3 separate regions of the Homo sapiens genome follow, and all the other regions are linked to region 2. The links are chromatin contacts, found by Hi-C in ENCODE. All regions are on one chromosome and are shown on one strand. Each heading gives the region's core, a stretch centred on a gene start or an enhancer-like site at or near the end of the contact. The rest is flanking DNA. Distances are from core to core; before and after follow the strand shown.

The links. Hi-C counts contacts between places; a loop is a spot of excess contacts on that map. Pooled maps may share reads with other maps.
Region 1: a map with no recorded cell type shows a loop between it and region 2 (2.3-fold over the local background). The contact joins two enhancer-like sites. A Hi-C loop is called at or near these places in 3 of 37 single-sample maps with no recorded cell type and 2 of 50 pooled maps.
Region 3: a pooled map shows a loop between it and region 2 (3-fold over the local background). The contact joins two enhancer-like sites. A Hi-C loop is called at or near these places in 2 of 50 pooled maps.

Annotation. Positions count from the first base shown.
Region 1 is chr9:90,772,743-90,775,442 of GRCh38, reverse strand. No RefSeq gene overlaps it. Among named protein-coding and RNA genes, the nearest start is that of SYK, 28 kb to the left of the region's middle. RefSeq lists an enhancer at 677-736. Within about 2 kb of position 1,287, at least 4 of the 41 ENCODE cell types and tissues checked have a DNase peak (open chromatin) inside an H3K27ac peak, as active enhancers do.
Region 2 is chr9:89,418,057-89,420,756 of GRCh38, reverse strand. All of the region lies in intron 2 of SEMA4D (semaphorin 4D), which reads left to right. Among named protein-coding and RNA genes, the nearest start is that of SEMA4D, 79 kb to the left of the region's middle. RefSeq lists an enhancer at 18-167. Within about 2 kb of position 1,381, at least 7 of the 41 ENCODE cell types and tissues checked have a DNase peak (open chromatin) inside an H3K27ac peak, as active enhancers do.
Region 3 is chr9:91,196,715-91,199,414 of GRCh38, reverse strand. LOC124902208 (a long non-coding RNA gene) reads right to left here. Exons shown (of 2, transcript XR_007061660.1): 2 at 1,021-2,700. Among named protein-coding and RNA genes, the nearest start is that of LINC02937, 35 kb to the right of the region's middle. Within about 2 kb of position 1,439, at least 25 of the 41 ENCODE cell types and tissues checked have a DNase peak (open chromatin) inside an H3K27ac peak, as active enhancers do.

The sequences.
Region 1 (2,700 bases), core at 38-2,537, 1.4 Mb before region 2:
GTATAATACTATATATTTTATATACAGCAACAGAAATTGGCATGCATATTTTTATATGCATCAATATGTGTATGTGAATTTATACATATACTCTGTCCATACGTGTATTTCGTTTAGGTGTGAAATAGTAACAATGGCTCCTATTTCCTCAGTGTCCACTTTGTGTAGGCAACCAGGGGCTTTATATTTTCTGTCTTTAATTCTTACAAAAATTTTGCAAAATAAGTATTGTCACTCGCATGATCCAATGAGAATTTGGAGACAGGAAAGATTAATCACTCCATTGAAGGAATACCGGTAGTAAGTAGTGAAGCTGGGATTATTTCTGGAATTTCAATCCAAACCCATTAGTGGTGGCGATTTGAATGATTCTTGCACAATGGCCCTAGTGCTGTGTGGCTGTCCAGAAGGAAGGACACAGGAAGGACAAGCGCTGGTGTTGAGGCAACGTGTGGGCAACCCTTGCTAGCACATGTGTTGTTTGGTGGCATGAGGTTCTCAGTTAATATGAACCACACCTGCTCAAGCTTGTTTACTGGAGGCACTGCTCCCTCAGCAGGATCTAATGGGAATGCCCTCATTTGGTTTTGGTCACAGTCCTGAGAGTGTGACAAACCACATAAAAGGGGAACCAGGCCTCCTACCAGGTGCCCAAGGGTGTTGCAGACCAGGGCCACCTCTTTTCTTCGATGTGAGTGCTGAGAAGACTTGCTTAGCATGTGCTGCTCAAAAAATACTTGGGAGTGAATGAATAGAAAAATGGACAAATGGACTTTTCTATGGTTCAGTCATTAATAGCCCCTGCCCTCGAGCCTACCGCCCCAGCCCAGCTGCTCATGGCCTATGGAATTTCCTCCTCACTTTGACAGTTGCACTAGCTTCACATGGCCTTTTGGGAATAGCACCTGTGCTACCCTCCAGGTGAACTGCTCTGTAGGGGGCAAATGTGAGCAAAGCGTTAGGCCCAGCCCACAGGGAATGTTTCCTTGTGTGGGGCAGTGGGGTAGGCCAGGCGCAGTGTCCAGGACACATGTCCACTGAGATGGGTTGTGACTGGGGGATGGAGCTAAAGATGCTCATGAAAGCCCAGGATGCCTTGGGGACAGTGGGAGGTTTGGCCTGGGATGACTCCCCTCCTCATCCCTAGGCAGACATGTGACTTTGGGTCCCTATGTCAAGTCCTGAGAGTTTTCAGTTTCTGCATCTGCAAGGAGGAAGTTGGAGCAATAATAACCAACATTTGTTAGAACACGAAGTGTCACATACTCTGCTTACAACTTGATGTGCATTTTATTCTTTAATCTTTGGATAAGTGGCCCCAGGGATTATCGCATCTCACATATGAGAAACTGATGCTTAGAGGGGTTGACAACTTGCCCAAGATGGCACAGCTAGTACCAGCACAACGTGAGCCTGACTCCAAACCCACACTTCCTATGTGACCCTCACCATCCCGATAGTTCCAAGTGCACTTCTGACCTCCTGATTTTGCCCCTGGAGAGTGAGAGACTTTGCAACTGTAACAACCTCACTTCACCTTTTATGCAAATCTCATGTATAATTTTCATAAACTTTATTTTTTTAAAATGTAATTCCCCAGAGGCCTTCCCTACCTGACTTGGCCTTGGATGGGCAGCAGAGGGCAATGTAGTCTCAGGGAGGCACCCTCCCTTCCCCTGGGCTGGGAACTGTGAAAATCTAACCACTGCTAGCAAAAACCAGTCTCAGCTGGAAATGGTCTAATCTTCTTGGAGGGGATGTTGGAGAATACATAGCAATAGATTCAGATGAAATCCTGTCTCAGTAGGCACACTTAGAATATTGTTCCTTGGATGGCATTAGAAAGGGAATCTTTTTTTTTTTTTTTGTAATATAGAGTTCTCATTTTATTCCATGCATGAAAAGAAGAGATAAAGGTTTTGTGCTTTTCCTCGCCTCTATTAATAGAAGTTATTAACATGCCTATAATAGAAACCATTTCACCTTCGCTGGAACTGATGATGATGCTTCATGATAGCACAGTGGTGCCCTGTTGCCAAGTATTAGATATGGTCCAATGTCTCAAAAATTACCAGTCAAACGGATTTGTGAGTGTCACAGGTTGTTTTTAAGATCTTTATAATTATTATTTTTAGACTTGGTATCTTTTATATCCATACACTGCTAGGATTCAGATCTGAAAGTCAGATTGCCCTAATAAACTAGTAGGGGCTCCTTGGGTGACAAAGCCACTCTGACAGTGACTTCATTGGCTGTTCATTGGCCACATACCCTCGCCTGGTTCTCTGAAGAGACATCACATCGCAGGATGTGATGAACACTAGTTTTTATTTTCTTAGCAATATTTCATTAATTCTTGGTGTGTCGTAGTGAATAAATTACTGTCAACATCTTTTGAGCACCCAACATGCCAGAGCATTTCTAAACAAAGGCAATTGACAAAAGATGTAGAATACAAATGTTTGAGCGCTTAAGGGCTGGGTGCTTTTTAAGTGCTTTATCTGTATGACTGTGTTATGTCCTCACAACAGCCCTACAGGTATTATCATCATCCCCGTTTTACAGATGGGAAAACTCACCCAGAGGTGCTACGGAACTTGCGCAAGATCACAGAGCTATGAGAGCAGAGCAGGGAAGCAGCCCCGGATGGGCGGATTTCAAAGTCTGCACTCTCCATTCCTACTCCTTCCTGCTTCTCAG
Region 2 (2,700 bases), core at 132-2,631:
AGCCAGGACTGGAACCCAGGTTCCTCTGATTGCAGAGCCCCTTGCTCTTGCTTCATCCCACTTGTCTTCTCTGTGTGCTGAAGAACACCAGGTCCCTGCTTAGGGAGTACGCCCAGAAGGCGAGGTCATGTCTGCAGGATGGAGGCCAGATGAAGGCGCTGCCAGTGGCTCTGTCCTTCTGCCATCAGCGACCACTAAATACCTGTTCGCAAGGCCTGGGCGTTGGAGCCCCACACTCTCCTGCACTAGAGGGGGTGCACCAGGAGAGGATGTGAAGGCCATGAGAGGGAAATGCTTCTCTCTCCTAATTAATTTCATTGCTTTTTGATGAACAGGCCATTGGATTCTTTTTACCTGTGCTGTCAGGAGTTGGGAGATATGAGTTAAAACAGCATGATGAGTAATTACATGAGAAGTGTGGGTTTGCATTTTTAAGCCAGGTAACTCATAACTGTGGGGTTGCACGCTGAGAAAGAAGAAACAAACCGTGTATGTGTAGGGTGAAGGCAACGCGGGGTTGGGGCCTGGGCAATTCACTAAGAAAGGAAGTGTGTTCCCACTCAGGAACCTTGGGGCTGGCAGCTGTTTTTGGAGGCTAGATATGAACCCCCAGCTGGGAGGCAGGACACAAGGATGCTGGTGTTCAGGTGGAGTTGTTGGAGGCAATTGAGATGAGAACCCAGACCTGCTGACATTTGTTGTTGGATGCCACAAAATTACCGTGAATATGATACGTGTCTTAAACCACAGGATGAGCAGTTCTGGGTCTTTATTAAAGTGACAAAGGCTTATTTCATTTCTAAAAAATAGAAGTTTTTCAGGTGTTTTTTTGTTTTTTTTGAGACGGAGTCTTTTTCTGTCACCCAGGTCAGAGTGCAATGGCGCGATCTTGGCTCACTCCAACCTCCACCTCCTGAGTTCAAGCGATTCTCCTGCCTCAGCCTCCCAAGTAGCTGGGATGACAGGTGCGCACCACCACACCCAGCTAATTTTTGTATTTTTTTTTGATAGAGACGGGGTTTTGCCTTGTTGGTCAAGCTGGTCTTGAACTCCTGACCTCAAGTGATCCACCCGCCTCGGCCTCCTAAAGTGTTGGGATTACAGGCGTGAGCCACAGTGCCTGGCCAGTTTTTTAGTTTTAAAATCCGTGATATTCACATTATTTACCTAAGCCTCTTATTTATGTATGAATCTCTGCCTTTGTTGCCTTCAACTGTTTTTTGGCACAGTCTCTGGGCGGCCACTGTCCCCTCTCCCTCCCGTGTGACAGGAAGGCCTCGTGGAAACAAGTGATGTGGCACTTTGCAGGTGCCCACAGTAGCGTGGACTTTCCCTCTTTGCTTGTCCAGCAGTTGTGCCCAAATGCTCAGCCCTGCCCCAGGAGTTTCAACAGGAAATGTCGGTGTCAGGTCCTGGGTGGATGTGGCCTTTTCCAGGATTCTCATAGCTGCTCATGTGAACCTACTTTTGCTTATAAAATTGGCCGTAAGAGCCATCCACTGCTGGAGGGAAGACCCCAGTATCAGTCTCTGGAAGCTCCACTACGGTGGGGCCTGATGAATCGTGATCGTTTCTGATCACTGCCCTCGCGGTTCATTTGCTAACCTCAGGTGCCTGCTCAGGGTTCAGAGGATGTGTCGGCCCCGAGGGGTGGGGGGACCGGATGTTGTGTGCCTGGATGGCCGTGTCTAAGGTTCTGCTTCCTGGGGAGGGGTGTACAGGGCGTCTGTAGAGGAGGGAGCCGTCCAGTGAGGGGCCTGGGTGGGAGGGACGGGGGCTCCTGTAGAGGAGGGAGAGCCGCCTCCTTCCCAGCTGGCTTCAAAAAAAGAGCCGTGATCATATAAGCTCTGAAAGCAAAAGGCAAACAAAAAAGAAACCCTCCTCACCACAGAATATGCTGGAGTCTGATTCCAAGGTTTAACAATTACGTGGCTCCTGTGTTAATAGAATCATGGAGGGATCAGCGTCGGCTCCTGAGCGTCTGCAGTCCTGCACGTGGCTCTGGTTTTGCGATTCTGATTCTCTTGATCTAATTGTTGGTGCTGCTACTGCACCCCACGATCCCTGTCTTGAGACTGATCTCCCACACTGCAAAGGAGTGACAGCCATGCTATGGAACCTTGCCACACCACGGTGGACACCGTTCTGTTTGGCTGAAAACCAGCCATCCAAAAATAAAGGAAGATGAACAGCTCTTTAGTGCTTGTAATTATGCCATATGTGTTTCTGCTTTTTCCTTCTTTGCCTCATGAAGATGAATTTTAAAGGATACATATCTGGAGCTAATAGACAATTAGATAGTACTTTTTTGGTTCACAGACTCTGCTAACTGGAATGGCTTATTGTGCAAGAAAGTACACCTGGTCGGGTCCTGGGGCTCATCTCTAGCACCAGGTAACGGGCTGGGCTGCCCTTCCCCTCTGTTCGTGGGTGGGTGGTTGCACAGCTCCTCCCTCCTGTCTGCCCCAGTGCTGTCTTCCCCAGCACATGCAAGCCAAGCTGATCCTGCGTCTAAGGAAGTCTAGAAGGTTTAAACTCACAATAATTTGTTTTCAGTGCCTTTCTAGGAGTGTTGCTGAGTTTAAGTGGATGCACAGTTTAAGGGCTTAAATAGCCTTGTTTCCCATTATTTTCACAGCAAAGATTTCTGAAGACGTCTTTCTAGAAATGACTGGAAAGTTTCAAGAGGCATAAGATACA
Region 3 (2,700 bases), core at 190-2,689, 1.8 Mb before region 2:
ACAAAGTGGCTCGGTGTGGTGGCTTAGGCCTATAATCCCAGTACTTTGGGATGCCGAGGCAGGCGGATCACCTGAGGTCAGGAGTTTGAGACCAGCCTGGCCAACATGGTGAAACCCCATTTCTACTAAAAATACCAGAAATTAGCTGGGTGTAGTGGTGGGCGCCTGTAATCACAGCTACTCAGGAGGCTGAGACAGGAGAATTGCTTGAACCCAGGAGGCGGAGGTTGCAGTGAGCCGAGATCATGCCATTGCACTCCAGCCTGGGCAACAAAAATGAAACTCCACCTCAAAAAACAACAACAATAACAAAACAAATAAAATGCCACAAAGCTTGTTCTTACTGAGATTCAGCCACTTTTCGTGAATGAATGCTTCTCAGGTTGTTGCAAGCTTTTGGCTAATTTCTGGGGTTCTGAAAAAGTTTTGACAATTTTTTTTTTACAATCTTTGGCGATGTTCTCATTGTTTATATGGAGGAGCAGATTTTCTGGAGGTTCTCACTGCACTATTCCCACTGACATCCCTTCCCCCTCCCCAGCTGATTCTAATGCAACCAGGTATACCATGGGCTGTTACTGGCAAGGTGTACAAGGTAGCTTTCTGACTTCTGGTACATCAAAACTGATATTTATTGAATTATTATTACAGCCCAAACTATTGACTATACCTCACTTCCCAAATGTCAGGTTTAGTTGTAGTCAAGGTAGGAGAGGATTTACTGCTGTATTGTCTTTTAAATGTCTGCTCTGAGTCTAGACCCAGGAAACAGAAATAGGCTGCTCCAGCTGAGGCTCCCCTTGCCTGGTCATGAGGTTGGATGATCTGTGAGGGATCTGTTCATTCAGCCCTTAGTTGCTAAACTAACAGCCATAAACCAAAGCAAAGCAATGCATAAATGCAGCATTCAAGTAGTAAAAATAAAAAGTATTGAAATCCCAGCACATATAGATGTCTTATGTTTTAGGACAACTTTTCTTCCACACTGTTAAATTCATGTTCCACTGTTAGACATTTAGATTATGATGACAAAATCATTTATTAATTTGAGCTTTCAGACCTTGAACAGGATTTCATGTACAGTAAGAGTTTGCTAGTAATCAAATCGAAGAGTCCTTTCCTTAAAAAAAAAAAGTAAAATGAAGATGAAATTTAATTTCCAATATATGTTAGGGAACCAGATATATTCTAGTTGGTACTAGAATGTATAATTAGCCCTTGGTGAAATTTCAGAAGACTTTCTAGGTTAAGATATTATTGAAAACAGTCCCTCTACACCAAGGCTACTTTGAGGGTAGAAGATAACGCGTGAGTCATCTCACCTCCGGCAGCACTGTTACCTCTCAGAGCTTCTCAAACACAGTGGCCATTGTTGTTACCACGGCTAATTATTAGCCTGCTCCAACAGAATTTGTGTTGATGTTACAAAAACAGTTTATGCTACACAAGCTCTTTATTCATGTAATAATTACAGCATGTTTGTCTTAAGTATTTCGCAAGTGTTCTCTTTGGATAATACTAGCAAGATTAAGTAATAGTTTCTCGCTAACAGTATTGCTCAAGAACATCAAACGTGATGGATTGGGATTTGATATATGTATGTCTTTGGCTTCTAGCGTCTTTGACTTTTTGCGTTGCTTACATATAAAATACTCTTCTTGTGGGGGTATGTCTATTGTTTCTAATGCAAATGCCAGGAACCACTTGAGCAAAATATTTGATATCAGTTTTAATGGAGAGTTTTTATAATGATCAAGAGTAATATAACCAAGCCAGCAACAACACTGTGCCAGAAGCCAGGGACTTCAAAGAGTCTTCCTTTTAGAACTCCAAAAAAAAAAAAGAAAGAAAGAAATTTATGTTTCTCCATATCATCCAACTTAATCATTGGCAATAAGTGACTTGGCAAGAAGCATGCATCACATGGTTCGAGTTCTGCATTGGAAAAGGTCAGCAGGAGGCACAGACACTGGCCTGCATTATGCAGCTGTGTACTCTGATCCCATGACACGTGCTTTGGAGCACGTTATGCAATGTTACACTGCTGATTAATGGCCGCTTGCACAAGAAGTTTTTCATTACCCCTACTGCAAGCATCCTGGGAATGATTAACTTTGTGACATAACTTTCATCATACAAATATGGAAGATTTAAACAGAATTTCAAAATAATGTGCTTCAGAAATAACAATGAGTTTTGGCTTCTTAATGCATACATGATTAAGAACTATTTTAAAGCCACTGGGTGAAATCAAGACACCTATTTGGGAGTTGCCTTTTTTTTAGGACTAGGGTTTCATGTGAGATTGGATCATGCATGAACACTCTTCTACCCTATTTTAATTTTACCTTTATTCTAGTTTGATGTTGAAGATGTCAGACGTATTTTACAGTGCTTAGCTCTTATGAGCTAAATATTGAATATACTAGTTGCTTTTTTAAACATTTTTGGAGCCACAAAGATATGACTCTTATATTGTCACACACAGTGGAAAGTTATGGTGATGCTTGTTTTTGAGTCCATGTAACTAAAAAGGTAAACAACTAAAATTCTGCATTTTGTTGAAGTTTGAATCTTAGCAGTTGAGTGCAGTCTGAAATACTGGGTGCACGAAGACTGTATTGTGATGGCAGAAAGTCAACCAAAGTAGCTTAGACGAAAGGAAACTTCATTGGCTCTCAGCCCCAAACTGTGGAAAGA